2 separate regions of the Homo sapiens genome follow, and region 1 is linked to region 2. Evidence: read pairs that join two places in POLR2A ChIA-PET (ENCODE). Cell type or tissue: PC-3. All regions are shown on one strand. Links, peaks and the distances in the headings refer to the core of each region. The heading gives the core; the rest is flanking DNA. Region 1 overlaps LRMDA (leucine rich melanocyte differentiation associated). Region 2 overlaps LRMDA (leucine rich melanocyte differentiation associated).

What was found. ChIA-PET counts read pairs that join two places held together with the same protein. Peaks named below come from ENCODE experiments on the same cell type or tissue, not always from the same donor. Only the 100,000 strongest peaks of a DNase experiment are listed, where the experiment ranks them.
Region 1: POLR2A ChIA-PET joins it to region 2 with 7 read pairs; 1 of 35 experiments calls an interaction of 5 or more read pairs at or near these places.

Annotation. Positions count from the first base shown.
Region 1 is chr10:76,331,423-76,347,645 of GRCh38, forward strand. All of the region lies in intron 6 of LRMDA (leucine rich melanocyte differentiation associated), which reads left to right. Among named protein-coding and RNA genes, the nearest start is that of KCNMA1-AS1, 550 kb to the right of the region's middle. RefSeq lists a silencer at 4,809-5,103. In PC-3, for the core only: a CTCF peak has its summit at 6,334; a DNase peak (open chromatin) is centred at 6,439; H3K27ac peaks cover 1,096 bases.
Region 2 is chr10:75,780,101-75,796,323 of GRCh38, forward strand. All of the region lies in intron 2 of LRMDA (leucine rich melanocyte differentiation associated), which reads left to right. Among named protein-coding and RNA genes, the nearest start is that of MIR606, 240 kb to the left of the region's middle. In PC-3, for the core only: a CTCF peak has its summit at 9,393; a DNase peak (open chromatin) is centred at 8,421; H3K27me3 peaks cover 1,050 bases.

The sequences.
Region 1 (16,223 bases), core at 4,153-9,152, 550 kb after region 2:
TTCAAGAGAGCTAAGCATCAAATAATTTCTCAAAAAATTGTCAATGACTCATTGAAAGTTCATAGAAGCACAACAGATCCAAATTTCTCCTGTGGATAATGTATTGAAAAGTGGCAAAAGGAAAGAGAGAGAAAAGAAAAAAGAAAAAAACCTCCTTAGAGACAAGAATATGTTTTTGTCCAGGGGTCCTGTCAAATAAGAGTATGGCCTTGGCTTGTATCTTTTAGACTTCTTGCCACCACTGTGCCTTGACTGTGTGGGGGAAGAGTGTGTTGGTTCCTCGTGCAGAACTATTATTAGCATTTGCTAATTATGTAAAATGATTTCCTCTGATGACATTTTCAACAGAACCCATTACTTTAGTTTTCTTTCCTTCATAATGCTTTTATGGGCTTATAATCTTGGTGGAATTCTCAGATGCTGAGAGATGCTAAAGTTTCCTTTATTTAATCGAGGTGACTAGTGATTTGACAGTAGTGGTTGACAGGTTTATTTTATCTGCGTGGCAGTAGGAGTCTATTTTCAGTGTGTGCACTCTGTTCCAAAGTAAAAGGACTTTACTAAGTGCTGAATAAATTGTACTTTCCTTTGATTCTAGACCTTGCTGAAATGGTTTAAAAACTCCGGTCTGGGTCATCAAATTCATCTCCTTGCTACTTTGCAGGGTCAATAGCTTCACTCTGTACAGAGCCGGGCTGGGTGGATTGGAATGGAGGGTAGTGTAGATTAAAACTTCCGCATATATATAGATAGATGTGCATGTGTGCACTCGCTGTCTGCGAGGGTGGCAGTGATGGAAGAGCAAGCCAAGTGGAATTGAAGATGGATGAATCTGTTAGACTATTACCAAGACTGGCATGGAGTTTAGCCAGGAACTTTAAGCAACCTCCTTTAAACATTTGAAATCCATAGGGGTCCATTTCCTCTCCTTTTCCTCCAAGGATGATTTTTCATTTGCAGTCTCTGAGATTGCTTTATTTCTATTCTTTGGGCAGAATTGTGGTATACTTGTAGACAGAGAAGGGCTACGAATCTGGTTTTTCTCTCCCAGAGCAAAGCAAGGAGGAAAAAATGGATTTCAGTTTTCCCCTGCCCCTCAAATAGTAGCAAACCCTACTTCTGTAAAATGAGAGGTCAGAATGACAACTCTTCCCCCAACAGACAGTCCCAATAAAAAATGATAGTAAAAACATGCTCCCTTTATCTTAACAAAATGGAAGCCTAGAATGTACAGGGTGGAAGGTTCTAAATGTGCTTATGTTTTAGAGTCCTGGGCTGTTTCTTGCCCCTTTTTATAAAGAAAAAAGTATGATATGGTCAGTAAGACAAAGATTGCTATGAGCACAGTCATTCAAGAATCTCCCCAACATGTCTTCATTTAGTACCTATTGTGTACTGAGTGTATTGTTAGGATTTGTGGAGAATTCAGAAATAGAGAATATTATCTCTATCTTCTAGGAATTTATGGTTTGATTGAGGAGATCCCAAAAATGAAGTAATACCAACCAAACAATATATTATATATTACATAAATAAGAGCTCTATTAGTTGGTAAAAGCTGCAAATGCTCTCAACGTTTAGAAAAGATAGCGTGCAATGTAGGTGAGACTACTCAGGCATGACTCTTTGGAGGATGTTGGCACTGAGCTTTGAAGAACATGTTAAGTGGAGAGCAAAAGAAGGGCATTCCAGAAAGATAAATGGGTAAAGATAAAGCACAAGGACAAGAACAGGTAGAACTGATGAGAGAAAGGGACCCTGTTTTGAAAAGGTCAGAAATAAGGTTCCTTATGTAGGATAGGTCCACATTATGGCAGGCCTTGGACAGACAGAAGGGTTTATATTTTATTTAAAACCATGCTGTAGGATTATTAATCTGCAAGCAGTATCCAGGGGTAATTGGAAAGGAGAGAGCCTGGATTCAAGGAGGCCATGGTGGGATGGGATTGGAAGGAAATTGTTTCAGTCTTAGAAGCCTTAGATTTCCAGATAACCAGGTTCTGTGCCCATAGACTGTGATGCCTCCAAAGAGCAGGTTTCTAGCAAAGGTAATTTAGAAAACAACTTGGTAACAGATGGGGAAGACAGCTGGGGCCTGGATAGATACTGCCAGGAGAGCAGGAGTGGGGGCCATGCACAGGGAACCTTATGGCCACTATGGAGTTGTTGTATGAGGTTGCTGATGGTTTGGTCACGAGGGCTCAGGCATCAGAGAAACTGGACAGTCAGTGTTTTTCCTCCGCATGTTATTCAGAATATTTCTGATGTTGGCTTTTGAAACTAAAACACAGGGCCCAGGATAATGTTACAATAATCCAGCATTCGATGATCAAGGCCTGGAGTGGCTGGCTGGCTGACTGGGAGTACAAAAAATAAAGGAAGGAATATGAGAAACATTCTGTTGCAAACACAATAGACCGAATACTGATTATATTTCAGGGTAGAGAGAAACAGAGGACCAGAAAGCTATAAGGAAGCCAGCATGGTGTGTGGGAGGCTGTGGTCTCTGCCTGTTGCCCCTCTGTCGGTTCATCCTCATCACAGGATTCTCTCCCACCATTCATGCATGAACTCTAATCTGGCCTGTTAAATGGAAGACCGGTGGAGTTAATGTAGTGGAGCTGTGGCAGCAGGAACAAACGTACAAAAAGCAGGCAGAGCAGCCACAAACATTTGTTCTCATTCTAGCCTTTGGCTTAAAGATGAGCTTCATTCTCTTAAGAACTAATAAATGTCCAGGGTGTTTTATTTCTGAATCTTGGGCTCCTGGAAGGAGAGTGATTTGAAGCCAATGCTTTTGGTCTAAATTGTTCAGCCGTGAGCTCGGCCCAGTATTAACTTCCTAGTCCCAGTTCTTCTGACTCTTTTTATTTCCCTGTCTCTTGTAGAAAACTTTACCCCTGCCCCAGGTTTTTCCTCATGTAGTGATTTTACAACCTTTTTTGGAACAAATAAACAAACATCTGGAATCATGTGGCACATTTAATTAAAAAGTTTGCATTTGGCCAGAAATGGTAAAATCATGAAAAATGGCCTGTCGGTGAGCTCAAGAAGGCCAAATGATGACGTTGTTGGCTGCAAACGGACTGAAATTGAGGGAAGTGAACACCTGCTCAGCTCGGCCTGCCGTCCTCCAGCTTCCTCCTCCAGCCATTAATATTTACAGCAGTTTCTTTATCCATTCTAATGAAATTTTTTGGTTGGGGCTGGTCTGGGGAGAGGGCTGTTACTTTTCCAATAACCTTGGATTTGTTGTGATGTGTGTACTTTATAAAGGGTGTGGTATTGGGCTTTTTGGGCTTTTCATTTCCCTTGCTCAGAATTCCATATGCTTCAGGTCACTGCAGGGGCCTGTTGCTGTTTCTTCAATCAGTCACTCAACCATGGTTTTCATGAGAGCCGTAACATGTGGAACCCTGCACCAGGGCATGTAGGAGATGAAAAAGAAGCTGTGGGCTCTGCCTTCAGGAATCCTACAGTCTAATTGGAGACAAGGTCCTATGCAGAGAAAGCAGAGGCCAAGCTAGATGGAAGAGTGCAGAGAAGGGAGGGATCTGTGATGATAGAAAGATTGGGAGGTGGCCTTGGATGAAGGTGAGAACTGAGTTGAAAGAACTTTCCCTGCGTGAGTTCCAAGTGTGAAAGGATTTAGGAAGAGATCAAGTTGTGGATTCTTGTCTAGTTTCTGGTCATAATCTAGGTGAAAGTAGGGGGTGGATCATTTAAAGCAAGAATTAGATATGATTATTCTACATTTCCAGTTAGCTTCTCCTTTGCAAGACATAGCTAGGGTGAAGTAAAATTTAAGTTTTGTTTGCAAATTAGGATAAAACATTAAGATGATCTGGCTTTGCAGAGTGTAGTGCTCTCATATGTCTCCCACATGAGGATTTATACCGAGGATGAGATTATTCTTAGGACAAAGTGAGAAGTTTTTCTTGTTGCACAGAATACAAGGGAAGTAGCCAGGTGCTGCAAATATAGTAAGCACTGTTTAGGTTAGATCCAAAGGAAGTATGAACCCATAGGTATCTGAGACATGTCTCACAATAAATTTAGAAAGTTTATTTTGCAAAGACTTAAGGATGCGCCTGTGACACAGCCTCAGGAGGTCCTAATGACATGTGCCCAAGGTGGTCTGGGTATGGCATGGTTTTATACATTTTAGGAAGACATGAGACATCAATCAAATACATGTAAGATATACATTGGTTTGGTCCAGAAAGGCAGATAACTTTAAGTGGGGGGAGCTTCCAGGTTATAGGTAGATTTAAAATTTTTCTGATTGGCAATTGGTTGAAAGAGTTGTCAATAGAAAGGAACAGCTGGGTGATATAAGAGGTTGTAGAAACCAAGGCATTATCATGCAGATGAAGCCTACAGGTAGCAGGCTTCAGAGAGAATAGATTGTAAATATTTCTTATCAGACTTAAGGTCTATGTTGATGTTAAATGCTGGTTGGCTTTTCCTGAATTCCAACAGGGAGGAGGGCATAATGAGGCATGTCCAACCCACCCCCGACTTTCCATCATAGCCTGAATCAGTTTTTCAGGTTAACTTTGGAGTGCCCTGGCCAACAGGAGGGAGTCTATTAAGATAGTTGAGGGAGGCTTAGAATTTTATTTTTGGTTTACAGAAGGATGAGTATTGTTTTGAACTAGGGTGTGGATTGGCAAGGGAGATAGAGAAATCACCATTCCCCAAGGCCTTTTACTGAAGGACATGCTCATCTCTCTTTGAGGTAGCCTGAAGGAAGTGAAATGAAACTTAAACAATTTTCAAATCCTGACTGGATGTAATCCTGGGTTCTCTATGTCAGTGCTGGTTCAGCTTTTTCATAAAATGAAATCAGGGTTTCACCTTGACCCTCCTGGACTTGTGCAAGCACAGGGAGATACAGGATCATGCTGGACGGAGCATAACTTCAGTTGCCAGAGGAGTTCTTAGTCCTCAGCTCTTTATTATTCTTGTGCATCTGTTTCCTTAAATACTCTCTGCAGAAGCATTAGCATGAAAATAAAAGAGTACAGCAACTTGGAATTTTCCATTTGTAGCTTCCTTAGTCTGTGGGGTCAAAGTTCTGTCCTCAGGGATGCTAATGCAAACTCTGTGTGCTGTTCCAGGGCAAATGTTTCTCAACTAAATGACAAGAGGGGGTGGGGAGCCAGGGAAATAATGCAGTGCTAATTCCCAAACACAGACTGCCCAGAGGTCCCAATTTAAATTGCTGCTTCCCCAACTCTATTCCCACCCTCCCCCAAAGGAAAAAAAAATATCCTGTGTTGTTAGGACAGACATCTGTGTGAGAGCAATAAAACAGTCTTCTCCCTTGTGGATTAGCTCTTTATTCCTTTATTTATCTTGCTATACCTCATCAGTTTATCCTAAATCAAGGAGAGTCAAAGAGGATAAGATGCAGTCCCTTTTTTGTTTTTGATTAAGGAAACCCATACAACCATCCTCCTACACAAATTTCTTTTCTCAAGAGATAGCTTTCCTTGTTATGTCTAATTTCTCCCCACCCCCCTTTTTTTAATCTGCCTCCTTGGAAACTCTCTGGAACTTTTATTTCATATAATGTTCAAATCAGAAAATGAAACTCCTCCAGAGACAGGTTAGATAGGGCAGTGAATGTTGGCATGTCTGCATGATTCTAAAGTACAAGGGGAACTAGGATAGCAGACTTAACATATTCCATAGCCTCCATTTCTTCTTCCAAATCCCTGGAAGTTTATTAATTCATTCAAGAGATATCTATAGAGCATGTTCTATGTGTCAAGCCCTGTTCAAAACATTAGAGATAGAGCTGTGCATAAAGTGGGCAAACATTTCTGCCTTCAAAGAGCTTATGTTCTAGTCAGAGAGAGGATCTATAACTAAGATAAAAATAAAACCACCACATGGTATATCGGTACTAAGATGAAAACGACAGCAGATCAAGGGCATGAGAGAGTATGTGTTGGCAATTTAAGATCTGACAGCCAGAGAAGTCACCACTGAGAAGATGATGGTGGAGTAAAGACCTGGGGAGGTGAGGCATGGAACCCTGAGAATGTCTGAGAGAAAAGTGGTCCAGGCTGAGGAAGGAGCAAGTGCAAGGCCCTGAGGTGGGAGCGTGCTCCTGGCATACATGAAGCACAACCAAGAGGTCAGTGTGGCTGGAGTTAGTAATCTAGGGGGAGAGTGGTAGATGAAGCCAGAACAATACCAGGGGCTAGAACTTGTAGCCCATTGTTAAATGTTAAACCCAGGAGCATTAAAATTTTAAAGAATTTATTTGAGCAGATGGTGATTCATGAATCAGGCAGCACTAGATTGCACGTGGTTCAGGGCTCCACCAAGAGGGTGTGAGGGAATATTTTTTATAAGGTGTTTGTGGAAGCCAAGACAAAGAAATTATTTGATTGGTTAAAGTGGAAAGTCCCAGTTAGAAGTTAGTTAGTGGTTTCTTGTTGGTTAAGCTTAAGTTTCATTTTACTGCTTACATTGACTTGGGTTTTGGTTTGCTTATGTAGGAATCCAAAGTGCTGGAACCATCTCAGCCTAATGGCTTCCTGATAGATTATTTTAACACTGTTTACTGTGACTAAGACAGGAAGCTATTTCAAGGCAGAAGAAATAATAGAAATGCTGTTACCCTTCTCCTTATAGAAAAAAAAAAAAACAATTCCCAAATGAATAACTAACTGGAAAAGAAAGAAAGGGTACTGCTTTTGATCAGAAACTATAGATTTCCTGCAAGATCACAGCCCAAAACAAATGCAACAGAGTTTCAAAATGCAGAACCAAGACCCAGCAGGGTGGCATATACCTACAAGCTCAGATATACCTGACGTAGGAGGACTGCTTGAATCCAGGAGTTTGAGACTGTAGTGTTGAGTGATTGAGCCTGTGAATAGCCATTGTATTCCAGCCGGGGCAGCATAGTGAGACACAGTCTCATAAATAAATAAATAAATAAATAAATAAATAAATAATAAATAAATGGATGTAGAACTAGCTTCAGGAGTTCTCTAAGCACAGAGAAAGCTACTGGGGGCCTCATAGCAGGCAATAATTTGGGCTTCCTCAGTGGGTACAGCCACATGGGTCACATTGTCTGTATACTTCTCTCCATCCTTAGTTTAGGCATCAAGTAACAGAGCTATCTCTAAGCCAGGGCAGTAAGTATGAGTGATTGGATCAGAAAAATAAGATGGCAAGAGTTGGTACAAATGTATTAAGTCATAATAAATGAGAATGAACTAGACTAAAAGACAGAGCACTACCAGATTTGGTTAAAAAAAAATGTAAAATAAAATACTTTTTCAAGAGGTGCATGTAATAAAATGACATAGAAAACTTGAAAATACTGGAATTAAAGGACAGAAATACTGGATACCTGCTAACACAAAATCCAGGAAGAGCAATGTTAATATTAGACAAAATAAGACTCAAGATGATTACTGAAATGACAAAGAGGGTTATTTTGTATAACTATGAAGATATAATGGGAATCTAAAACAATCATGAATCTTAATGTACCCAATGACATGGCTTTGAAATTCATAAAGCAGAAACTTCTAGAAATACCAGAAAAAACTAACAAAGTCACCATCATGAAGACTTTAGCACATCTCCTATGAAAATGACAGCTAAATGAATGGACTTTTTACAATACCTTCCTTTTGTTACATGGAAAATAAGGTGATATTCTTTAAAAACCTGTATGAAACAGTCACAAATTGGCTCATATCCACAAACTGGCTCATAAAGAAAAGTGTAACATGCTTCTTTCAAATTAACTGACCATAACTAAGTCAAATTAGAAATTATATTAAAAAAGGAAGACTTCCTTCCCCCTCCTTCCAAAAAAAAAAAAAAAAGTAAAAGAGGTAAGAAAAAGAACTATAGACTACAGAATTAGAAATAAATGAAGTTTTGGGTTTATGAGGAAATAGTATACAGTATACTTTAAGAGTAAATGGAAGTGATAACACTGTAGTATATTAAAAACTGTGGGATATACCAAAAGTCTAATTAAAGGATTTTTCCTCCTTAGAAACATAAACTGTAAAACAAGGAATAGAAGATAAAAATATATGAACTATGTTTTCATATATCCTAATTAAAAAACCAAGCAAACCTAATGACACATGGAAGGACTTAATAAAATAAAAACAATGTACAATATACTTTATCAACAATACCAACAGATATTTAAGAAAAAGGTGAGCCTAGCAGATCAAAGTAAGAAAAAATAGAGATTGACATTTAACATTAGGAATAATGAGACAAAAAAAACCCCACAAAGCTATTGAGCTTCATATTGATAAATCTGAAAATCTAAGTAAAACAAGTAATTTTAAGGCAATTATAGTTACCAGTGCTGTCTCAAGAAGAAATATAAGTCTAAACAGAGAAAAAAATAAGATGATAAAAGAAACTTTAAAAATAACCATATAGCCCTCAAAGAGAAGTAGCATCTCATCTTTTATAATTTATTCCAGAAAATAAAAAATATGGAAAATTACTCTTTTTCTCTTACTAGGAATCCATAACTGACCCTAAGCAATGTGAGAAAACATGAAAATGAAACTCTAGGTCAGTCTCTTTTTCAAATATGAATAAAGGAATCCTCCATGAGAAATTAACAATAAGACTTAGTAATGCATTTAAAAAATAGTACTTCCTGACCAAGTAGGGTTTATCTCAATATTGAAAGGTTAGTTTACTTTTAGAATTTATCAGTAAATGTGTCATATTGGCATATTAAAAAAGAAAATGGGATTATATATAAGGATGATGTTACTAGTTATAAAAAGAGAGGGAGGCCAGGCATGGTGGCTCACGCCTGTAACCCCAACACTTTCGGAGGCCAAGCAGGGTGGATTGTTTGAGCTCAGGAGTTTGAGATCGGCCTGGCCAATATGGCAAAACCTTGTCTCTACTAAAAATACAAAAAATAGCTGGGCATGGTGATGCATGCCTGTAGTCCCAGCTACTTGGGAGGCTGAGGCATGAGGCTCTCTGGAGCCCAGGAGGCGGAGGTTGCAGTGAGCCAAGATCGTGTCACTGCACTCCAGACTAGGTGACAGAGTGAGAACCTGTATCAAAAAAAAAAAAAAAAAAAAAAGAGAGAGAGAGGGAGAAACCTATGAAATTTAACAACCATTTCTGCTAAAATCTCTCAGTAAACACAGAATAGATAGGAACTTCCCTAACTTGATAAAGTGTATCTACCAGAAACCTATAGCAACCTGCATATGAAAGAGGGATTTAAAAAATTTCCATCAAAGTCTCAGAACAAGCAGAGAAGGACTATTCTACATTCCCTTGGATGTGCTAGCCAAAGCAATGAGATATACAACAACAACACAGAGCGCAATAAAGATTGGGGTAAATTCAGCATTATTTGCAGTCAATATTATGACTTAGACCAGGAGTAGGCAAACTTTTTCTGTTAAGGAGCAGATAATAAGTATTTTAGGGATTGTAGGCCAGAAGACATCTGTGACAATTACTCAGTTTTGCCCTAATAACATAACAGAACTAAGATCCATTATATCTGTAGTAAAATATATAAATATGCTTAATTCATGTATTTTAAAGATTTTCAGAGTGAATTATAAGGCAAAACCTAATGCTCTGTGTTGTGGAAGAGAAACAGAAACAAACTGACTCAGGAAAGTTAAAATAAAAGGATGGACAAATGTGAATAAAAAGAAAGCAGGTGTTGTAGTCGTTATAGTGTTTTACAAGGTAGAATTCAAGCAGAACAGTAAATGAGGCAAAGAAAGATGCCTGGTACTGAAGGTTGAAATTCATATTAGAAATAACTATTACGAATAGCTATATAGCAAAATAAAGTGCCAATATTCATGATGGAAAAATCATAGGCTATGAAAGGAGAAATTGAAAAATATACTAGTCTTAGGGGATTCTCCTTCACCTGTCTCATTTACTGACAGATTAAGTGGGGAAAAAATAAGGATATGAAAGACAAAAATAGCAAAATTATTAAGGTAGATTTGATTAAAACATATCAAACTCTGTACCCTAACAATATAGGATATGCTTCTTTTCAAGTCAACATAAACACTCATTGTTATTCCAGTTAGTACGGCTGTGTAACAAATTACCCTCAAATTTAATTCTATGAAAGAATGACTTATTATATTCAGATTCTGTGGGTCAGGTATTTCAAGAAAGGATAGTAGGAATGGCTTATCTCTGTAATGCCTGGGGCCTCAATAAAAGACTTGAAGCCTGGGAGCTAGAATTATCAGAAGATTCATATGTTCATGTTTGGTTGTTGATGCTGGCTGTTGGCTAAGGGCCCCCCTTTCCCTGCATGTGGGCCTCTCCATGTGGTTTCCTTTTGTTGGCTCATTTGGGCTTTTCATAGCCTAGTAGCAGAGTTCTAAGGGTGAGAGTCCCAAGAGACAGGAAGACCCAGGCAGAAATAATAGAATCTTTTATGACCTCAGAAGTCATACAGCATTACTTTGGCCATATTCTGTTCATTACGGTAGTTACAAAAGTCCTGCTGCTCATGTTCAAGGGAAGGGCAAATAGACTCTGCCTGTTCATGGGGAGTGGCAAAATTCTGGAAGAGCATGTGGGACCAGAAGTATTGCTCTGACTGATTTTGGCAAATACAGTATTCCCCGGTAATATACTGACTGGATCACAAACAAAATTTCAATAAATTTCAGTAGATAGAGGTAGTACAATAACACTGAGATCATAATATAATAAAACCAGAAATAACAAAATTAGATTGCAAAAAAGCCCTCTACCCAGAAATTTTCTAGTACTCTTACATTTCAAGTCAGAGATAACATATATGGTTAAGAATTCCTGGGGGATTAAAAACAAACAAAAAAAAGATAACATATAAGCCTAAACTGTAGAATAGCTAGAGAAGTATATTAATGAAACCATTACCTATGAGAATGTATAGATAGATTTAAGATAATTATTAGAGGAAAATAGATAGCTTGAAGTACATATATTAACTTGAAAAAATAAGCAAAAATTGTAAAAGATATATTAAGCATCTGACTCAAAAACAATATCAGCCTCATAAATCAAAGGAAAGTGGAAGGGAGGAAGTTTTAAAGTTAAAAATAAATATTAATAAGATAGAATACAAAAAGTATAATAGACCAAAAGTTAATTTTTTTGAAAAACTAAATTATTAACTATCCCAATCAAGGAAAAATAAAGAAAATGCAAATATACAAAATAAAAAAATAAAAAGCCATAGAAACAAGAGAAAACTAAAATAATCCTAAGAAGAAACTGTGTTTAATTCTGTGCAAATATCTGAAAATCTACATCAAGTGGATAATTTTGTAGGAAAATATAATTTCCCAAAGCTGACCCCAGAAGAGATAGAAGATTGAAACAGTTTGATTTCCACAGGCAAAATAAAGTTCATAAAGACCTATCACTTCTCCCACAAAAACACCAAGTCCAGGTGGTTTTACAAGGAAATTTTACCAAACATTAGAAGAGTAGATACTTATAGTATTCTGCTAAATGTTTAACAACCGGGTCTGGGGGCTGGAGCAGGGAGTAAAAAAAACCCTGATCTGTACTGTTTGCTGATTTCTAAGCATAAATATTTCTGTCATAATTTATTTCAAGCTACCTGTGTGACATCACTTAAAGTGAAGATGAGAAGAGATGTGCAGATAGGCTGTTGTGAGTCAGTACAAGCTGGCTTTTGCATAACATGGAGCTGATCCCAATGCTATTTAAACTGTTGCAGGGTATGGAAGTACTACTTTACTCTTACAGAAGTATATTTACAGAGTGAAGAAGTACTTCCAAATTTCTTTTGTGAAGTACATAAGGCCTTTACAGAAACACTGATAAGGGCTTTATAGAAACACTGATAAGGATTACAGAGAAAATAACTGCATACTCACTCCAATGTTAACTATAGGTGCAAAAATGCTAATTGAAAGAATTACAAACAGAATCTAGCAGCATAAAAGCAGAGTAAAACATCATGTCCAAGTAACATTTATTCCAAGTATTCAATGAAATTTCAATATTAGGATACTCATTTATTTACTTTTTTTAGTAGATCTGATGATGAAACCCATAATTATATGGATGCCAAAAAGGCTTTGGCCAAAAATTTTATAGCCATTCTTGATAAAAAGCATTCAAAAATAGATGTGTACTTCCTTAATATGAAAAAACACATCCATCTCAGTCCAAAAGCCAACATCAAACTTAGAGGCGTTCCTGTGAAAGTAAGGACAAAACAAGATATCTGTTACTACCTATTATTTAATGTTTTACTAGAAATACTAACCAAAGCAATTAGATATGAGAAGAGATTACAGGCATCAAAGTGGAAAGCCTATTATAAAAGTTTCATGTTTACAGGTGATTTTTTTTTTTTTTTTTTTTGTGAGATGGAATCTTGCTCTGTTGCCTGGGCTGGAGTGCAGTGGTATGATCTTGGCTCACCTCAACCTCAGCCTCCCAGGTTCAAGAAATTCCCCTGCCTCAGTCTCCTGAGTAGCTGGGATTACAGACCCGTGCCACCACGCCTGGCTAATTTTTTTTGGTATTTTTAGTAGAGATGAGGTTTCACCATGTTGGCCAAGCTGGTCTTGAACTCCTGACCTCAGGCAATCCACCCTCCTCAGCCTCCCAAAGTGCTGGGATTATAGATGTGAGCCACTGCACCTGGCCAGGTGATTTTTGCACTTGGAATTTAAGGGAAACAACTAAAAATCTAAAAAAATAATTCAGTGAGAAAGTAAAATATACAGTGAATATGCAAAATCTTTAGACTTTTTATATTGAAATGAAAGCCTGTTAGTATTTTGAATGAAAAACTTCATTTACAAAAGCAACATAAAAGATAATAAATTGGGAATATTATAATCAAACATTAACAAAAATATACAATATCTCCAAGAAAAAAAACCCACAAAAACCTTCTAGAAGGGTGTGCACAAGAATTCTTGACATTAAGAACAGACATTCGTATTATTTTTAAGGAAAACTCAAGATCATAAATATGTCATTTACCTCTTTGTAAATTTATAAATTCATTATGAAATCATGTAACAAAGCTTTTTTTCTTCCGTTTTAAACTAGAAAAACTGAATCTAAAGGTCATGTGGAAAATATGCAAAGATAATAGCTGGGATTATTTTTAAAAAGAATTATAATGAGGGAAAATCAGCCCTATTGGATATCAAATATATTATGGAATGTTAATAATTAAAACAATGTGGTACTGGCACAGGACTCCCCAGAATAATGGAATAGAATAGGTAGTCTAGAACTAGACTCAGTTACATGTAGAAATTTGTATATGGTAAAGTAGTATCTTAAATAGGTAGGGAAAAGATGGGCCATTCAGTATAAGTTTGGGGGACATATAATAGGTATTTGGAAAAAAATTTAGATACATACCTTACACCTTACAGCAGGATACGTTGCAAATGGATTAAAATTTTAAGTGAAAAAAAAAAAGAAATCATACAAGTACTGAAAAAAAAGCATAAGATAACTCATAATTCAGAAACCCAGATATAAAAAGCAAAAATGGACAAATTTGACTTTATTAGAAATACTCTTGATTTTATTTAAAAAAAACCTTTTACACAGGAACACAAAACCTTTTTTTTTTTTTTTTTTTTTTTTGAGACGGAGTCTCGCTCTGTCGCCCAGGCTGGAGTGCAGTGGCGCGATCTCGGCTCGCTGCAAGCTCCGCCTCCCGGGTTCACGCCATTCTCCTGCCTCAGCCTCCCGAGTAGCTGGGACTACAGGCGCCCGCTACCACGCCCGGCTAATTTTTTGTATTTTTTTTTTTAGTAGAGACGGGGTTTCACCTTGTTAGCCAGGATGGTCTCGATCTCCTGACCTCGTGATCCGCCCGCCTCGGCCTCCCAAAGTGCTGGGATTACAGGCGTGAGCCACCGCGCCCGGCCCACAAAACCTTTTAAGCAAAGTCAAAAATGAATATTGAACTTAAAAAATTATTTGGCAATTGTATTACAGACCATGATAAATTTAGATATATATTTATTTTATATATATTTATAAATTTATATATATAAATAAAAGGGAATAAAACAAGGTGTAGAATAGTATGTATATTATACTGCTACTTATGCATAAAAGGTGGGACAATAAGAATCTATATTTATGAAAAAACTCTGAAAGATGCATGATAATAGTGACAATTTATGGATGGGAAACCTAGGCATGGAAAAAGAGTATGGTGGGGAAAAGACTTAACCTTACACGTGCATTTACTTTAAAGCTTTGGACCATGTTCAAGAATAAACAAATTGAATTTTCAAAGAGCAAAATAAAATTCATACTGCCAATAACCTAACAATTACACATGGCTAAAGGGAAATACACAGAATGATATTCATTGAAGCATTTTTCTAGTAGTAAAATACATACAAAAATTATATGTCTGTCAGGAAAGAAATGATTAAAATATGGTAAATTTGTAATATTGAAGGCTATGCAGCACTTAAAAAAGGTTAAGGTAAGCAAAATACTAATATAACAGAAAGATCTCCAAGACATATTTTTGAGCAAAAACATGTTTGAGTGCAAAAGATTTGTATGGTGTTGGCAGAACTTATTTATTTAAGAGTACAGTGCTATACACCTTTTTGTGTTTAAAAGCACAAAAGTATACACACATGCAGACACACACAGAAATCTATAAATAATTGGAAATAGTTTTGAAAGTGTAGACACAAAACTCCTAACAATAGTTACTTCTACGAGAGGACTTTGTTTGGAGTGGAAGAGAGTGGAAGAGGGTGAAAAAGGACTTCAGATTTTTCAGTATTGGAGTTTTTATTAAAATATGCTAATATTTTACTCATGCAATAATAATAATAAAAAGTCTCAAAGAAGGTGATAACTTTGGGTGATTTATAACTGTTTTGGAGACTTTGCAAATTTGTTTCCCCAAGGCCAAGTGATAAATTGTTTCTGTGAAAACATCCCTTTTCTTCTTCAGATTTAAATATTCCAGTGTTGAGAATCCACAGTAAACTTGCTGTACTCTGTCACTGTTGAGGAATGGGACATTCACATGAATCAAATATGCTGGTAAATAAAGAAATATGGAGAAAAATATAGAGGTACGTGCATATATTGTATGGCTTATAATCTACTGAGAATGGAGAGGAAGACATCAGCATTAAAAATATTCTTTATTGAGTGAATTCTTTAGATCCAGGCACTGTACTGGAATCTTTACATATGTTTGTGATCTCATTTAATCCGGGAAACATCTCATAAAGTTGGATATTATCCCCATTTTATATATGAGGAAATTGAAGCTTAGAAAGATATTTCCTTGTTTACCCAAGGTCCCAGTGCTAATAAGTGTCCTCCATGAGACGCAAAACCAGGTTTCTCTAACACCTGAAGCCTGTGTTCTTTCCTCTGTTCCATTCTGCCCCCTCCCCAATACAATACACAACAATACAACTACACTGAATACATTTTAATGTTTCTTGATGATTAGGAGAGCACTTCTGGCTTTTTTGAATGTTTTGGAATCCCTTTATGAGCGTCAATTATCAGAATACTAGTGAAGCATGGAAATAATGTCTAATTGGAGATATCTGGTTAAAAGAAAGCAGAGTAATACTGCATCGACAGAATTTAGTGCTTTTATTACAGATAGATAAAGGTATGGCAAAATCACTGGTGTGATTCTTGCATATCCCCTTTATTAATTGATCTGCATGTTCTGAAGGCCGTTATTCCCTATATACTGATTCCAAATGTTCTGTCTTTATTAGTCCTTTTATATAAAACCTTGTATCTCTATTTGTCATCCTAAAAATATTGCTTAAATACATGATGCAGCTTCTCTCCACATTGGAATCTGATAACGAAAGGTCTTATCTCTGTAGCCTGAATTAACATGAGCAGAATTTAGGTATACTACGCCAATAGCTTCATGGACAGTCCCTTTGGTTATAGATTATAAATGCCATTTAGAGAAAGCACAGGATGGCTCCTGAGTGTCTAGTAAACTTCAACAACCACCTGAGAGATACCTCCGTGTGACTGCATGAAATGGAAATAAAGAATGGCAAATAACCCATTGACTATGCACTTTCTCACCCGCTGAGAGCAAAACATAATCCGATGCAATTTTAGTACTTACATGCCTCTGGGGAAAATAGACCCCTAAAAATCACCGAGTGCAGCACTGGAAA
Region 2 (16,223 bases), core at 6,041-11,040:
CCAGGGAGAGATTCTCCCCTAGGGCCTTTGGAGGGGATGTGACCCTACTGACACTGGATTTTAGATTCCTTGTACCCATAAAAGTGAAAGAATAAATTTCTGTTGTTTTAAGTCATTGCATTTATTGTCATGGCTATAGTAGCTAGTATGGGAGATCTATACTGTGAAGTGACTCACATCCCTTTTTTGCTATATTGACTAGAACTCAAACCAACTGTGAGGGAGAATGTCAAATGTTGCCATCTGTGTGCCCAGGAGAAGGAGAGTGAAACAGGATTTGGTGAACACATGTTCACCCTTGTACTTTGGGTACAGTACCAAGAGTAAGGGATAGAGACCTGGAATATAGATCTCCCTGCTGACAGAGATGCTTTCAGGAGCCATCAGGGAGACCACAGGATCACTGCAGGTCAAAGCAGGACAGCAATAGCTGGAGGACATGGCTCTGAAGGTGAATGTGAGCTATCCATAGTTGACATCAGAGTCCATAGAAATGCAAGAGGAGGGTCAAGCAAAAAAGCAAGAACCCACCCCAACAGACTGGGGATGACATGCAGGTTCTGAGGCCAAACAAGAAGGCACAAGTACTAGGGCCAGTGGGGTCTCATTGCCCCTCACTGGGCAGCTGCTCAGAGGTTGCTTGAGAGCAGGCGAGTCTCCCTGGCTCCCCTTCCTGGGAGTGTGTCAGGATAGTTTTGCTCATCTGTGTGTCTCCAGTTGCTAGCACTGTGTGGGTACCCAGCAAGTGTTGTTGTGTCCTGCCTTTCATCAGGGGCATGTTTGAAACCATAGGCTGTATGATAGCAATTTCAAGCTCAAACTTGCCATTACCTAAAGGAATAAGTCTTAACTCTTTAGTATGATTGGAACTTCCCCCTTGTCCCTGCCAGAGCATGGTGATCTGTCTTGAGCCTCCATGCCTTTGCACCTGGCATCCTCTTTCTCCGAAGTGACCCACTCTTCCTTTTCCACCTTGTGAAGACTTGCCTTGATATCACTGTAGCAGAATCTTCCCTGATTGCCCCAGGTAGTCATACCTTTCCTCATTGACCTCCTCATTGGCCTTTGTATTTAACTTATATGGTGCAGCAATATTGAAATCATTTCTTTATTTTTCTGTTTGCCTCACTTGACTGAATTTTGCATTTTTCATTCACCTCTTTGTCCCAGTGCCTGGCTCATAATAACCTCCGATACATTTTTGTTATAGAAGAAACATCATTTCTCCCAGGGACTCCTTTCAGACAGCTGCAGAAACAACCACTAGTAGTTCTCAGGAATGGAGATGATATTATGATTATTGACTAATTAATTGGTTATTGATTTATTATTCACCATGAGAAATATAGATGGGAGAAATAAATGAGGAAAAAGATCAAAATGGGTTAGAGTATACCGTTTGTGGAGAACAACAATAACAACAGCAAACATTTCTGTATTGATTTAAGATTTATAAAGTGCTTTAATGCGAACATTATCTTATTTGTTCTCATTGTAACACAGTGAGGGAAGCGAGGCTATAACTGTAAATCTTTTTGCTGATACCCCTCATGGATGATTCGATTCACATGCAAACTAGTGAGCAAAGAGGAGAAGAGGAGAAGAAAGGAGGAAAAAAGAGGTTTAGGTAAGGGAAAGTTGCTTTATTTAGTTTCTATTCTTTAATATTCATAACTAATTCTGCGAGGTCAATCTCACCACTCCCATTTTGCAGATGAGATCACAGAGAATTGAGGTGGTAACTTGTTTCAAATCCCCCAGCTGATGAGTAGTAGAGATTGGATTCACACCCAGGTTTTCTCTCTCTCTGAAGCCCTGGTCACCTGTTTGGCCCTGGGGTGATGGGGAGAAGGTTCTGGCTGTGTCTTGGCTATCTCCTGCCTCTCCCTCTGTGGGGAATGTGTTCGAGGATCACAGCTACAGCTTTTCGGATACCCTTTCCTTTGTGAAGCATGTGAGAACCAACATTGCATCTCGGCAAGATTTAAAAGGAATTGTTGATGACCTGCTGAGGTATTTTCATTTTGTTCCTGGAAATGATTAATCTTGAGGCTTTGTGATGGCCTTTGTCACAAATAGCCTTCCTTAATCCATAATTTTCTCACTTTCCTTTAAGGTAATATTTTGCATTTAAGAAATAAAAACAAGCAAAATAATCCTGCTGTGAGGATATGAATGCAGTGTTTGTGTGTGGGGGTGTGTGTGTGTGATGCTGACCAAGGTCTAAATTCACCTGAAATGAATTAGAAAAACCACCTTTTTAAAATAAGTTCAGTTTGTCTTTTTTGCTAACTCTATTTGTCAATCTTACCTCTTCCTTTTATTATTATTTTTTCTTCTTCCTCTTTAGCAGATGGGATGGAATATTTCTGTTTTGTTTTTTATGGGTGATTTTTCACCGGCTTCTTCCACTTTATATTGAGTCACTTAACATCCTGTGAAGCGGAAAGGAGGCCGGTACTTTCAGCCTGAGGTCGGCCAGGGTGCTGCAATTCCGGACAGAGAGATGTTTTTCCCTTGGGTTGGGAATGGCATGTTCTGAGCTTCTTTTGACTTCTAGTCCTCGCTGCCGGTGCAGTTCCAAGTAGAGTCAACATAAAGCCAGGCACTTGTGAGATGGAGACCGGGGCGAAACTGCAAGCAGATGCCCTTTGCTGACTGTTGAAGAAAGAGGATCTGGCTGAAAGACCCGCAACTTTCACTTGTTGAGAACCTTTAGCCAGCGCCGGCGTGCATGTGTTTTAGTTTTATTCTTTTTCCCTTGCCCCCAAAGCCGTGGAGTACCTGCTGTTGCTCTCATGCCTCTTGCCAACAGTGGCATCTGCTCAGTGTAGCCATCAAGAATTTGAATGTCAATATCTTTGCCTTGAAATGAATGGAAAAGTATTTGTCACTCAGCGGCAATCATTCTTCAAATAAAAGGTTAGCCAGACAGGACCCTTAATCAAAGAGTCGGTCTTTTCTGTCAGCAGTGCCTTTTAAATAGCAATGATGAAGGCTGGCTGTCAGGGTAGGACTTGATGAGCGAGATGATTGATCTGCATAAATCATTTTCTTTTAACATTGTCAGTGAAGAGTAAATTGGTGGGACATTTTGGGTATTAGCTGTGTTGAAATTAATATGCAGTATCCTAGGTGTGTCCTCGATCACATAGTCCTCATAAAAGAAGGTAGAAATTAAAAGGAGGCTTTTAGGCATGCATTGTTCTAACAAGAAAGTTGCACCATTCTTACTGCTGTGGTCATCATCTTGCATGCTAAATTCGGAAGTTGAGTGTGTAGCACATTTTACAAGCTCCAAAAGGAATCTAGTTAATTTGGGAATTAGCTAGAGTCAGTAGCATTTAACAACCAGTAAATCTGTAAAGACTTACTGCTCAGAGGCAAAAAAAAAAAAAAAAAAAGTCTGAGAATGGTTTCTGGTTTTATAGGATAGGGTATCTACTACCTAGCATGCTGTTGTAGAAATAGACTCAGCTTTAGATGAGGCTTAGGCTTGAATCCACGTGCCATCCCTCCAAAGTGAGTCTCCTTGACCATGATGTAAGTATTAACCTTTTTGAGTCTGTTTCTTTGTCTCTAAAAATGGGATTTCATTAGTTACCTTGGGTGGATTTGCTTTTGGTATTAAACAGAGCAATCTAGGTGAAAGCGCCAGGCACATTACCTGGGACATGGTGAGCAAGTGCTCAATAAATGTTCATCTCCTCCCTTTCTTTCAATCAAGCGAAATGCCCCAAACCAGCCAAGATGTCAAGATTAAGGATATGCCCTCATGGTCAAAATAAATAATACATTGCCTGGTTTGGGTCATTCTGTATTTACTGGAATATCTTATGGCCATTTTTATGTCAAAAACATATTTCAGCAAGGCAGAAGCAATACCTAATTGCCGAATACTGAAAATAGGGAATGAGGTGGAAGGAATGGGAGAGAAATATGGCCAGGGACACTTGGTTTTTCTTACCATTACACTCTAGATTATGTGTCTGGGTTCATATGATTAAACTCTGAACAAGTGAAACCAATGCAATATAGTGTTGGGATTAAAAGTAGGACTGGTGGAGCCAGATGGCTCAATTCAGATCCCAGATCTTCCGCTTAATGGCTATGTGACTGCAGGTAAGAGAGCTAATTGCCTCCCTGAGCTTGTTTCCTCACCTATAAAATGGGGATAGTAATAGGGTTATCTTACAGTGTTGTTAGGATGATTGAATTAGTATATACAAAACAAAACATGTAAAAGAGTACCTGGTATGTACATGTTAACCATGATTACTATGAATGGTTAGTTGGTTAAGAAAGGTAGATAATGCTGGCCGGGTGCGGTGGCTCACGCCTGTAATTGCAGCACTTTGGGAGGCTGAGGCGGGAGGATCACGAGGTCAGGAGATTGAGATCATCCTGGCTAACACGGTGAAACCCTGTCTCTACTAAAAATACAAAAAATTAGCCGGGCTTGGTGGTGGGTGCCTGTAGTCCCAGCTACTTGGAAGGCTGAGGCAGGAGAATGGCGTGAACCCGGGAGGCGGAGCTTGCAGTGAGTGAGCAGAGATTGCGCCACTGCACTACAGCCTGGCGACAGAGCGAGACTCCATCTCAGAAAAAAAAAAAAAAAGAAACAAAGGTAGATAATGCTGAAATTCAAGTGGGTCAACAGTCTCAAAGGAAGAAACATATTTAGATATAGAAATGCATGATAATGGTATACTGGAGTGAAATACTTGTTTCATTTTGGAGAAACTTGCCTACTGGAGGAATTTTGAGCTAGGCTGATTCCAAAAACATCCATATTGAAGCAAATAGGTTTTGTAGGGTCTTCGGGTAAATAGCCTTTACTTGCTGTGTTGAATGTGAAGGTTAAAGGAACACAGTCTTCTCTAGCCAGATTCTCCATGCGCCTTCTGTAATGGTAAAGTCCACGTCAATCGCTGCTTGTGGGCGTGTGGCATGGACGCGCAGGAGCCTCTGTAACATGCATGTGGCATGCAGCTGCGTGGATTCCTGGAGATTATTGGAGATTTGCCTTCTCTTCATTCTTAGAGATGTGCATTTGTTTTCCTCAACTTGCTTTTAGCTCAGCTGATTGGTTGTATGTGAGCTTTGTGCTCCTCTCCTTTCCTGTCTTCTGAATTTATGCTATTTTGAACTTTTGGTCTGCTTCTGCATAATGAGAGAAGTTGGCAGAAGACAATTCCAGATAAACCTTCACCAAAACTAATGGTTCTGTGGAAGTCCTTGAACGGGTGTGGAGGAGCAAAGCTCTCCCAGTTCCCAGGTGAGCCCAGGGTGGAGATGTAAGACCACACCGAACACTGAGCATGGTCACCAGGCTGCTTTTGAGAAGCGACTGTGAAGCTGTCCTCCTGCAGGGGCATGATGGCTATATTTGAGAATTTCTGGAAAACATTCTCTGCCTCTCTGGCTTGCAATGCTCTTGGGCTGCAGGAGTGGTAAAATTGTGCTGTTAGATTCGTTCCTGATTCCATCCTTATTAGATAAAGCGTGGCCTGTGTTATCTAACTGACTACTTAATGGAGTCCACATTGGGTGTGATATTCTGCTCAAGATTAATTTCGGGTAATGAAGATCTGAAACAAGGTATTTAAGAGCCCCACTAATGTTTCATTTATAGCAATCTATCAAAACGATAGATATTTAGCCTCTTTACTGGATATGAAACATTAACTTAAAGCCAGTGCTGCTTTCTGTGTTAAATACCAGTACCCCTGCCTTCGATTTTATCAAACATTGTGAAAAATCTGCCACCACCTCCCGGAGAACACATATCATGGACTTAGCCTTAAGTTATGATTCTCTGGCACCTTGGACAACTGACCAACCCTAGCTTGGGCCCTGCTTGGGCCTTTTCACATAATGAGTAGAATTCACAAACAAATATTTATCGGGCACATGCTGTGTTCAAGGCCCACTAGACATTGTGAGGGGGACACAAAGTGGACTCAATTTCACTGCATGCGATATGCTGGAAAAGAGATATCTTAGCCCAAGGGGCAGGCTCATTACTCCTAAGTTGGTTATTACATTGTTCAGTTATGAGCAGATGAGGCCTAGAAAAATCTGGGTCGCTTCTCCTCATAACAACTTCCCATTTGGGGCGGTATGAAAAGTGTGGGTTTCCATCAATTCTGATGAGTAGGTGGAGTCCATTCCTCAGCCTTTAGGTGCTCCCCATTGTCCAGGAGCCAACAGTTGGGTATTTGGGGCTCCAGAACAAGTATCCAGGCACCTAAATGGTATCTAGCTAATATTTATTGATGCATTTTTCTAAGGAAAAATGAGCAATTTCCACTTTTCATTTTCAAGCTTAATACTCATGACTGTCCAGTATTATCCTTACCCCTCTCTAGTTTTCTTCTCTTTACTGTTTTTATTGTTCATTGGAAATATGTTGGTTTAGTACCAATTGTGTGCTGTTTTCCTATATGGAATATATTCTTTCTGATTTTTTTCTGATTCAAATGGTATCTATTCTTCAGGGCCTTTCTGAAGACCCGTGTCTTCCTGACCATATTCTCTGTGCAGTTTTTCTTCTTTCCAGGAAGAATTTTGTTTTTCTTCTCTGAATTCATAAACATCAAGGTTTGAATATGCATCCAATGCTTGAACATAGATGATGGTTCTCTAGATATTTTTTTCTATGTGTAATTCATTTTCCTTTTAGGTTACAGCATCTTTAAGAATAGGGACCTATGCTTAATATCTCTTCCATAGCACACACACTACTTTTGGGCACACAAGTTGTACTAAAAGCCTAGTGACTTGACCTGGTCCACAAGGATGAATCCTAAATGGACTTGGCAGTAATTTTGTGTAAGAAAAGGCAGAGGTATCACACAATTGATTTTACAGTGTGTCACTCTCAGTGTAGTGCTTATGACCACCTTGGGGAATGTGAATGAAGCCCCCACTAGATTTGTCTGTGCTGTCGCCAAGGACTTAACCACCAGGTTGCTGTTTGCAGCTGTCTCTGATAGTACATTGGGGTCTATAGACTTGAGTGTCTCTATCTTTTCTGGCTCTTCCGCATGCTTGGTGGTGGTTCGATATTCTGTTTTGTACTTCTTTGATACCGTCTCTGGGGTCCCCTTAATTGGGACACCTTAATCGGGGAGCCCCTGCTGCCTGGGCAGGGGGCTGAAGTCCTGCTGCTTTCCCTCCACATTGTCAGGATTCCTGGGTGTTTCCTGGGTTGGAGACGTCAGCCTGGCGGCATAGCCTGTGCTTTCCCCATTACCTGATCACGTTTCATCAGTGAAACGGGATGTTTCACTGAAGGCTTATCTCAGGAGGCGCCTGAATCTTATTTGACCAGAAATCTTTTTGGCAGTTGGTGAACTTGGTTGGATTCCAGTCTGTCCCTTTCATTGTCAGGACATACCCACAGTGAGGATTTGTGTGCCAGGCGTGTCATTTCTCTGTCTCCTCCAGACCCCCCGCCCTCATGATACTGTTGCCAAAATCAAGGGCCCAACCCCTTACCCCTTAAACATCTTTGCCTTTTAAATTTTGTAAACAATGCTGGAATAAAACATTTTTATTATAACAGATACAAGTAATAGAGATGTTGTAGCAAAGTCTGAAGGTCTCTGTTTTAAGTAGTGTGTAATAGAAAACCAAAATAAGGGGTGGGCGAGGTGGCTTGCGCCTGTAATCCCAGCATTTTGGGAGGCTGAAGAGGGCGGATCATGAGGTCAAAAGATTGAGACCATCCTGGCTAACACGGTGAAACTCCGTTTCTACTAAAAATACAAAAAATTAGCTGGGCATGGTGGTGGGCACCTGTAGTCCCAGCTACTTGGGAGGCTGAGGCAGGAGAATGGCGTGAACCCAGGAGGAGGAGCTTGCAGTGAGCTGAGATCACGCCACTGCACTCCAGCCTGGGCGACAGAGTGAGACTCCGTCTCAAAAACAAAAACAAAAACAAAAATTAGCTGGACGTGGTGGTGGGTGCATGTAATCCTAGCTACTTGGGAGGCTGAGGCAGGAGAATTACTTGAACCCAGGAGGCGGAGGTTGCAGTGAGCTGAGATTGTGCCACCGCACTGCAGCCTGGCAACAGAGCGAGACTCTGTCTCAGAAACAAGAAAATCAAAATAACAGTGGCTTAAAATGGGAGTTTTAGTTTCTTTTACAAAAAGGAACAGATTCAGCCTCTTGTGTTAGCTTCCTGAGGTCAACAGAGACAAGGCTTCTCCTGTCTTTCTGTATCAACATCTTTAGCTGTGGCTTTCATTTTCTAAGACACTTCATGATATAAGGCTGGAGTTCCAGTCATATCATCCAAGTTTTAAGCAGGAAGGAAGAAGAAGGGGAGAGGAAAAGAAAAAGCACATGCTAGCTAGTTGTCCGTCCCATTTTTATGCAGGGACTTATTTGTTTACATTGCTCAGCACTAGCCAGTCATGTGCTAAAGCCAGCTCACCCTAGGTTATGAATGCCAATTGTTACATTTGCCAGAGTTTTTGCAAGCCGATTGTCTTGAGTTTGGTAGCTTGAAATTGGCCATAGTTTTTACACAAGAGAAAATGGTGTAAGAGAGAGCTGTTTGTTAACCATTTACGAGACACAGCTGTTCCTGGCTGTAGGACAGGCGAGGAAATGTAATTTTTAACTTGGTGCATTGCCACACAGAATAAAATCACAGTCCTTTTACTAAAGAAGAAGGGAAAGTGATAATGAATAAGAAAACACTCTTTGCTACATTCTCCCCACTTTGTATTCCACAGACTGGATCTGCTTCCCCTGTTTAGGTTGTTAACTCTTGTCTCCTTTTCAAGTTATGCAACAGTCAACATAGTTTTACATTTGTGTTTCTGCACATGAACCAGCATTTGTGGACAATAGCTTCTTTGAGGTAGATTTGCTAGGTCAAAGGGTATGTGCCCTCTGCTTAACTCTTTATAAAGAACACTCACCAGATGTCTGGTCTGTTTCCTCCTAATGTAGTGTAGTGGTGATGAGCATGGATTTTGGAATCACACATACAGGGTGTGAACACTCATTCAGACACTTCTAGCTGTGTGACTTTGGCCAGCTTACTTAACCTCTGTAAGTGTCAATGTTTTTTTCCATGTAAAATGGGAGTGGGGGATACCATCTGACCCTGCAGGGTTTTGTGACGATGAAATGAGATTGTGACTACATAGCACTTACAGCAGAGCCTGGCAGGTTGTAAACCCACAGTAAATAGTTAGCAGGGGCTTCTGCTCATGGAAAGATACACATGTGTGCAACATACAGTGAGAAGAATGAAAACATGAAACTGGGCCTTGAACATTACATGTAGGGTCGATATGAGTTGTAGAGATGACCAGATTCAGATAGGAAAGCAATGGATGTTTAATGTTCAAACTGGAAAATTATTCATTTCACTGCCCCTAGGGGTAGGTGTGTAAGCTAATTGATGGTTAGAAAAATCCCAGAGTAAACCAGGAATGTCTCTAATTCATAAGTGTATATTATAAATATATTTAAAATCATCTTTATGACAATTCAGTTATGTTTCTTTAGCATATCAGATCCTTTAGTTGTGGAACTTGACAGAAATCAACATAAATGTTCTTTTTCTCTCCCAACTATATTGAACATTGCACAGATGTGTAGTTATTTATCATGAACATGCAAATATTGATGTCCCCAAGGCCCATTCTTTGAATTTCAAACTGCTGTTGCTATATTTGGATGTTGATTAATACGAGTCTTTGCTCTGACACATAGCATGTCTGATTTCAGGACCTCTGAAAGCAGCATAGAGAAGAAAAGAGAAGCTGAGGCTTGATATTCATAGGGATGGACAATAATTGAAGACGTGAATTGCTTTGGGAAAATGGCAGCAGGCAACCAAATATACGAGATGGTTAAGGATATGCCTAGCACAGAACTTTGAGCAGGTAGATTTTCAGTATATCTTTGCTCACTTAAAGAGACAGAAGCTATGGAGAAGAAACAATCACAATGAAAGAATTATTTTAACACTAGTCTAGAACAAGATTTCTTAATCTTGGCCCTATTGACATTTTTGGCTGGATAATTCTGTGTTGTGGGGGCCGTCCTGTGCATTGTAGGGTATTGAGCCACATCCTTGGCTACCCACTAGATGCCAGTTGCATGGCCTTCCTCAAGTTATGATCACAAAAAATGTCTCCAGACCTTGCTAAATGTCTCTGGGTGGAGGGCAGATTCACTCCCAGTTGAGAACTACTGATCTAGAAGAAAGGAAAATTAGATGATATAAAGTAAACAACAATTATATGCTAGACATTTAACCCATTGAGTCCTTGCAACAAGCCTGAATTGCAGATGTTGCTAAAATTATTTTTGTGGAAAGAGAGGTGGGATTCCAAGAAGCTAAGAACATGACCCCAGGTGGGACAGATGGGATCTGAGTCCAAATGTGATGTTCTTTTCCTTGTATTCCTCTCCTTCCTAACTGTATGACATAAACGTAAAGTATCACAAGAGCTTATGCTGCTCCTCTTCTTGGTACCAAGCTCGGCCTTCACTTTCTTATGAAAACCAAAAGCAGTTTTCAAAGAATCATGCACAACTTATATTTGGGTGATTGATCTGATTTGGCATACATTTTGTGGAGAACGTGAACCAGTCTATTCCCCAGTGGAGGGCTGTTGATAAACAAAGAGATATGTAGTCTTTTTAGCATTTCAAGGGCTGTGAGTCTCCTGAGAAAACTCAAACCAGGTCCAAGAGGAGTTACTTTGAGACAAGCTATCTAAGAACTGCAATATCCTCTGTGGGGAAGGTGGCTTTCGTTGTAATGGTTCTTGCAAATATTTCTTAAACCAAATAGGGTTTTCTTCTGGGGAACACTGAGATCAACTATTTGCCTATTTGATCCTCTTGCAGTTAATGTAACAGGTTTAAAACTCTGGTCTCAGCAGAAGGGGCTTCATTCCGAGCTATGGGGGCTAATTCTGTGCAGTGCAGTGTGGGGACAGAGCATCCCACTTTCCACAGTTTGGTGAGGCACTGGCCCTTAGAGGAGAGTTTTTGGGTATACAGCTAATTGTTCTAATTATGTAGTAGTAAAAATCATACCGTCCTGTAGCCGCATATGAATAGTGCACTAGAGTGCTTTCTTAAAAGAGTTGGGATGGGGTTGGGAGGGTCAGGAAATGAAGGGATAAAATTATTGTTAATTCCACCCCCTTGTTATACCATCAAGAGAATAGAAACCAATAAAAGAACTAAATGTTGGCAATCCATAAAATTCCATAAGCAGTAATAAACAAAAGCTGAAACTGTATTGATATACAACCAAACAAGGAAATTATCATTATTTTTTAATAAAGCCATTTATCATCAATAAATACCAAGGGGAATAGGAAAAATTACAAGCACAATGCCATCTTCCATAATTATACCTATTAACAATTTAAAGCATAATTATGTGAGGGAGAAAAACTTTTAGGAAAGCTTTGTGCTGTTTTCTCCACAGAAAAGTCAAATTCTCACACTCCCAGATATTCAGGATTTTCTAAACATTTCAGAATGATTGGTTATGCTTGTCCCAACTTACAGTAGCTTATTTTCTAAGGATCTTTCTAATAATTCAGGCCCTTCCGGCCTCTCCATTACCAGGTTTGTCATCAGCCCTGGAGAAAGGGCTGGGATTCAGGAAAAAGGTATATATGGTAATGATCTGACCGCTTGCTAAATGTCACTGGTCAAGAGGACTTTGTTTAGTGACAAGTTGATTTTGGGATTCCAGGATCTTTTTTTTTTTTTTTTTTTTTGAGATGGAGTCTCACTCTGTTGCCCAGGCTGGAGTGCAGTGGTGCTATCTCGGCTCACTGCAAGCTCTGCCTCCCAGGTTCACGCCATTCTCCTGCCTCAGCCTCTTGAGTAGCTGGGACTGCAGGTGCCCGCCACCACGCCCGGCTAATTTTTTGTATTTTTAGTAGAGATGGGGTTTCACTGTGTTAGTCAGGATGGTCTCCATCTCCTGACCTCGTGATCCCCCGCCTCGGCCTCTCAAAGTGCTGCGGGCGTGAGCCACCTTGCCCGGCCCCAGGATCTTACTTATTTTATCTGAACTAACCCCAGCTGAGCAGCTGCTATTGCCTAAATGACTATGTTCCAGGCCTTGGGGTTACAGAAATAAATGAGGTACTGGTGTTTGTTTGTTTGTTTGTTTGTTTGAGATGGAGTCTCACTCTGTCACCCAGGCTGGAGTGCAGTGGTGCAATCTTGGCTAACTGCAACCTCCGCCTCCCGGGTTCAAGTGATTCCCCTGCCTCAGCCTCCTGAGTAGCTGGGATTACAGGTGCGTCCCACCATGCCTGGCTAATTTTTGTATTTTTAGTAGAGATGGGGTTTCACCATGATGTCCAGGCTGGTCTCGATCTGCTGACCTCATGATCCACCCATCTTGGCCTCCCAAAGTGCTGGGATTACAGGTGTGAGCCACCGTGCCTGGCTGGTGTATTTTTTTAACCATTGAACACCTTACATTCCCAAAGGGAAACAGACCTGTATGCCTGCAGTGGCGAACAGCAGGGTGATTTAAGAGTATGCCTCAGAGCCCACCAGCCAGCCTGGGGTCATAGCCCTGCTCTGAAGCTTATCACTTATGGGAACTTGTACAAATTAATTAATGTTCATATGCCTCTGTGTCCTTATCCACAAAAGAAAAAATAGTAATAATATCTGCTTGTAGGTTGTTATGAGGACTAAATGAGTTGATATATGAAAAGTGCTTAAAAAACTGCCTGGCACCTGGTGAGTGCTATGTAAGTTGGCAGTCATTTAACCTGACAGGGTGAAGTCCTGTGACTTGGTACTTTGGTTCTGGTATGATAGCAGTGGTTGGGGTATTTTGATAGTTTGGGTCTGGTGCAATAGCAAGCTCGTGGTCACGGAAGGCTCTGTGTACAAGAGAATGACTGTCCTGAGTCTTAAAGGGTGAGAATAATAGGAGAGAGTATTCCACACAGGGAAAACCACAGGAGCAAAGGGATAGCATACAGAAACAGTATGATGTGCCTGGCTCTTTATAAGCTATACTCCATCTTCTTAGAGCCTGACACAATTGAGCTGGTGGCAGAGAGAGAGAGGAGGCTGCAGTAGCTGGCAGAGTCTGGTCACAGAGGCTTGAGTTTTTCTTGAGGACAGGAGGGCCCTGTTGAAGGATATTCACTGTGAAGGTGATGGTTAGTCAGATTTCCAGTCTAGATCCATTAGGAAAGCAGTGTACTGGGTTGCTCTAACAAGTGAGAGGGGAGCCGAAGGGAAGGGTTAGGGGCAACTTTTGGAATTTTTATGATTCAGACTTCTACCCAGTAGGACAATATTTCAGCAGGGTTATGCATGTTTGTTGGAAATGAACACCTGGACTGATTGATTCTCAGTTTAATTGTGGTAGTCATTAGTGCTGTTTGGCAAATATCCCAGTTCTCCACTTTCAGGCACATGTATAAACAAATGGTAGGATTGTATTTTCTGGTCCCCTTGTGTGAATGGGGTCACATGAATAGTTCAGGTCCAGGAGTTGTAAGAAAAGTGATATGTTACTTTGTAATCATATCACTGAGTTGTTGCTGAAAGATCTTTCAGAGCTTGCTCTTTTCCCTCTGTCACAGTGACTAGCATCGTTCCAGATAGAGTTGGCTCCATCAGCTGGGTCCTGCAGTACAGATGACATGGAGCAGAACTCCCAGCTGACTCTTGATTAACATGGAGCAGGAGTGAGAAATAAACCGTTATGGTTTTTAAGCCAGGGGTCAGCACACTTTTTCTATAAAGGGCCAGATAGAAAATATTTTAGGCTTTTAGTTTATGGACCATGCAGTCTCTGTCACAACTCCTCAACTCTGTCCCCATAGTGGGAAAACGGCCATAGGAAATATGTGCACACATGGGCATGGCTATGTTCCAATCAACTTTTGTTTACACAAACAGGCAGCAGGCTGCAGTTGACCAGCAGGCTGACTCCTACTTAAGGCACTATGGTTTGGGGGCTATTTGTTACCACCACATAATCAAGCTATTCCTGACTGATACTTTGCCCAACTAGCTTTTCTTTTTAAATACAGGTAAAATTTACATAGAGTGAAATGCACAGATCTTATGTGTGTTATTCAATGATGTTTATAAATGATGCTATGTGATGTTTAATAAATATATACATATTAAGTATATGCTTTATTATGTATCATAAAACTATCCCATTTTATGAATATAGAATTCATTTTCTTGTTGATGGAAATTTGGACTATTTATAGCTTTTGGTCATTATGGATAAAGCTATGAGCATTCATGTGAAAATCTGTGTAGATCTAGATTTTTATTTCTCTTGGATAAATAGCTAGGAGTATAACTGCCAGATCCTGGAGGGGGTGGGTAGATGTAGGTTTAAATTTATGAAAACTGGCCAACAGTTTTTCACTGTGATTGTGCCATTTATACTTCCACCAGGAATGTTTGAGAGTTCTACCTACTCTACATCCTCTCCAACAGTTAGTGTCGTCAGTCTTTTGACTATATTTATTCTATTAGGTATGAAATGGTATCTCACTGTAGTTTTACTCTGTGTCTTCCTGATCACTAATGATGCTGAATGTATTTTCATGAGTTTACTGCCATTTGTATATCAACTTTTGTAAACAGACTGTTCAAGTATTTTGACCATTTAAAAAATTGATTTCTGGTCCTAAGTCCTTTGTCAGATATCTATATATCTACATCCTATGTCTATATTTATTTATTTCAAATTTTTCTTCCAGTTTTTGAGTTGCCCTTTCACTTCTTAAATGGTGCCTTTTGATAAGCAGAAGGTTTTATTTTGATAAATACCTATTTATCATTTTTTTTTTTTGTTAATGCTTTCTGTATCCTAAGAAACCTTTGCCTTCCTTGGGGTTGTGAGATATTCTCTATTTCTTTTTATTACCTTGAGTTTTGGCTTTTATGTTTAGGTCTTTGATCCATGTTGAATTAATTCTCGTGTAGGAGAGTTAAGAATTGGGATTCTGGCTGGGCACAGTGGCTCACACCTGTAATCCCAGCACTTTGGGAGGCTGAGGCAGGTGGATCACGAGGTCAGGAGTTCGAGACCAGCCTGACCAACATGGTGAAACCCTGTCTCTACTAAAAATACAAAAATTAGCTGGGTATGGTGGTGCATGCCTGTAATCTCAGTTATGCAGAAGGCTGAGGCAGAAGAATTGCTTGAACCTGGGAGGTGGAGTTGCAGTGAGCCGAGATTGCACCACTGCACTCCAGCATGGGCGACAGAGCAAGACTCTGTCTCAAAAATAAATAAATAAAATAAAATAAAAGAAGAAAAAGAAAAAGAATTGAGAGTCTGTGTGTATATCTAGTTGTTTCAGCCCCATTTATTATTTTCAACTACACTCCCCCATTCAATTATTTTGGAAACTTTATCAAAAATCAGTTGGCCATGAATGTGTGGGTCTATTATTGTGTTATCTGCTCTGTTCCATTGACCTATTTTTCTACCTTTATGCAATTACCACACTGTCTTGACTACTGTAGCTTTATAGTAAGGATTTAAATTAAGGAGTATGAGTCCTCCAAATTTGTATTTCTTTTGAAGCATCTTTCACCTGTTCTTTGGGTTTCCATATAAACTGAGGTCCTTTGGGTTTCCATATAAATTGAGAACCACCCTGTCAATTAAAAAAGCCTGTGGGGTTTTGATTGGGATTTTATTGACTCTATGAATTTGTGGAATGTTGATATCTTAAGTTTTTCAATCCATAAATGTATTACATCTTTCCATGTATTCAGGTGTTTTGTGTTTTTTTAGTGGAGGTCTTGTACAACTTTAGTTACTTTTATTATTACTTTGTTTCTGATGCTATTATAAATTGAATTAAAAAAATCATTTTCCAGTTCTTTGCTTCTAGTACATAGCAATATTGATTTTTGTATATTAACTTTGTATCTAGCAACCTTGCTAAAGTCACTTACTACTTCTAGTATTTGGTTTTTAAATTCATCAGGAGGTTTTATGTAAGCTATTACATTGTCTAGAAATAAAAAGTTACTTCTTCCCAATTTTATGTATTTTTTTCTTGTTCTTGTCTTATTGCCCTGGCCAGAGGTTCCAGTACAATGATGAACAGAAGAGGTGAGAACAGACATCTTTGCCTCATTCTTAGTATTAGAAGGAAAGTTTTTATTATTTTATCATATGTATTATCTTTGATGTAGAAGTT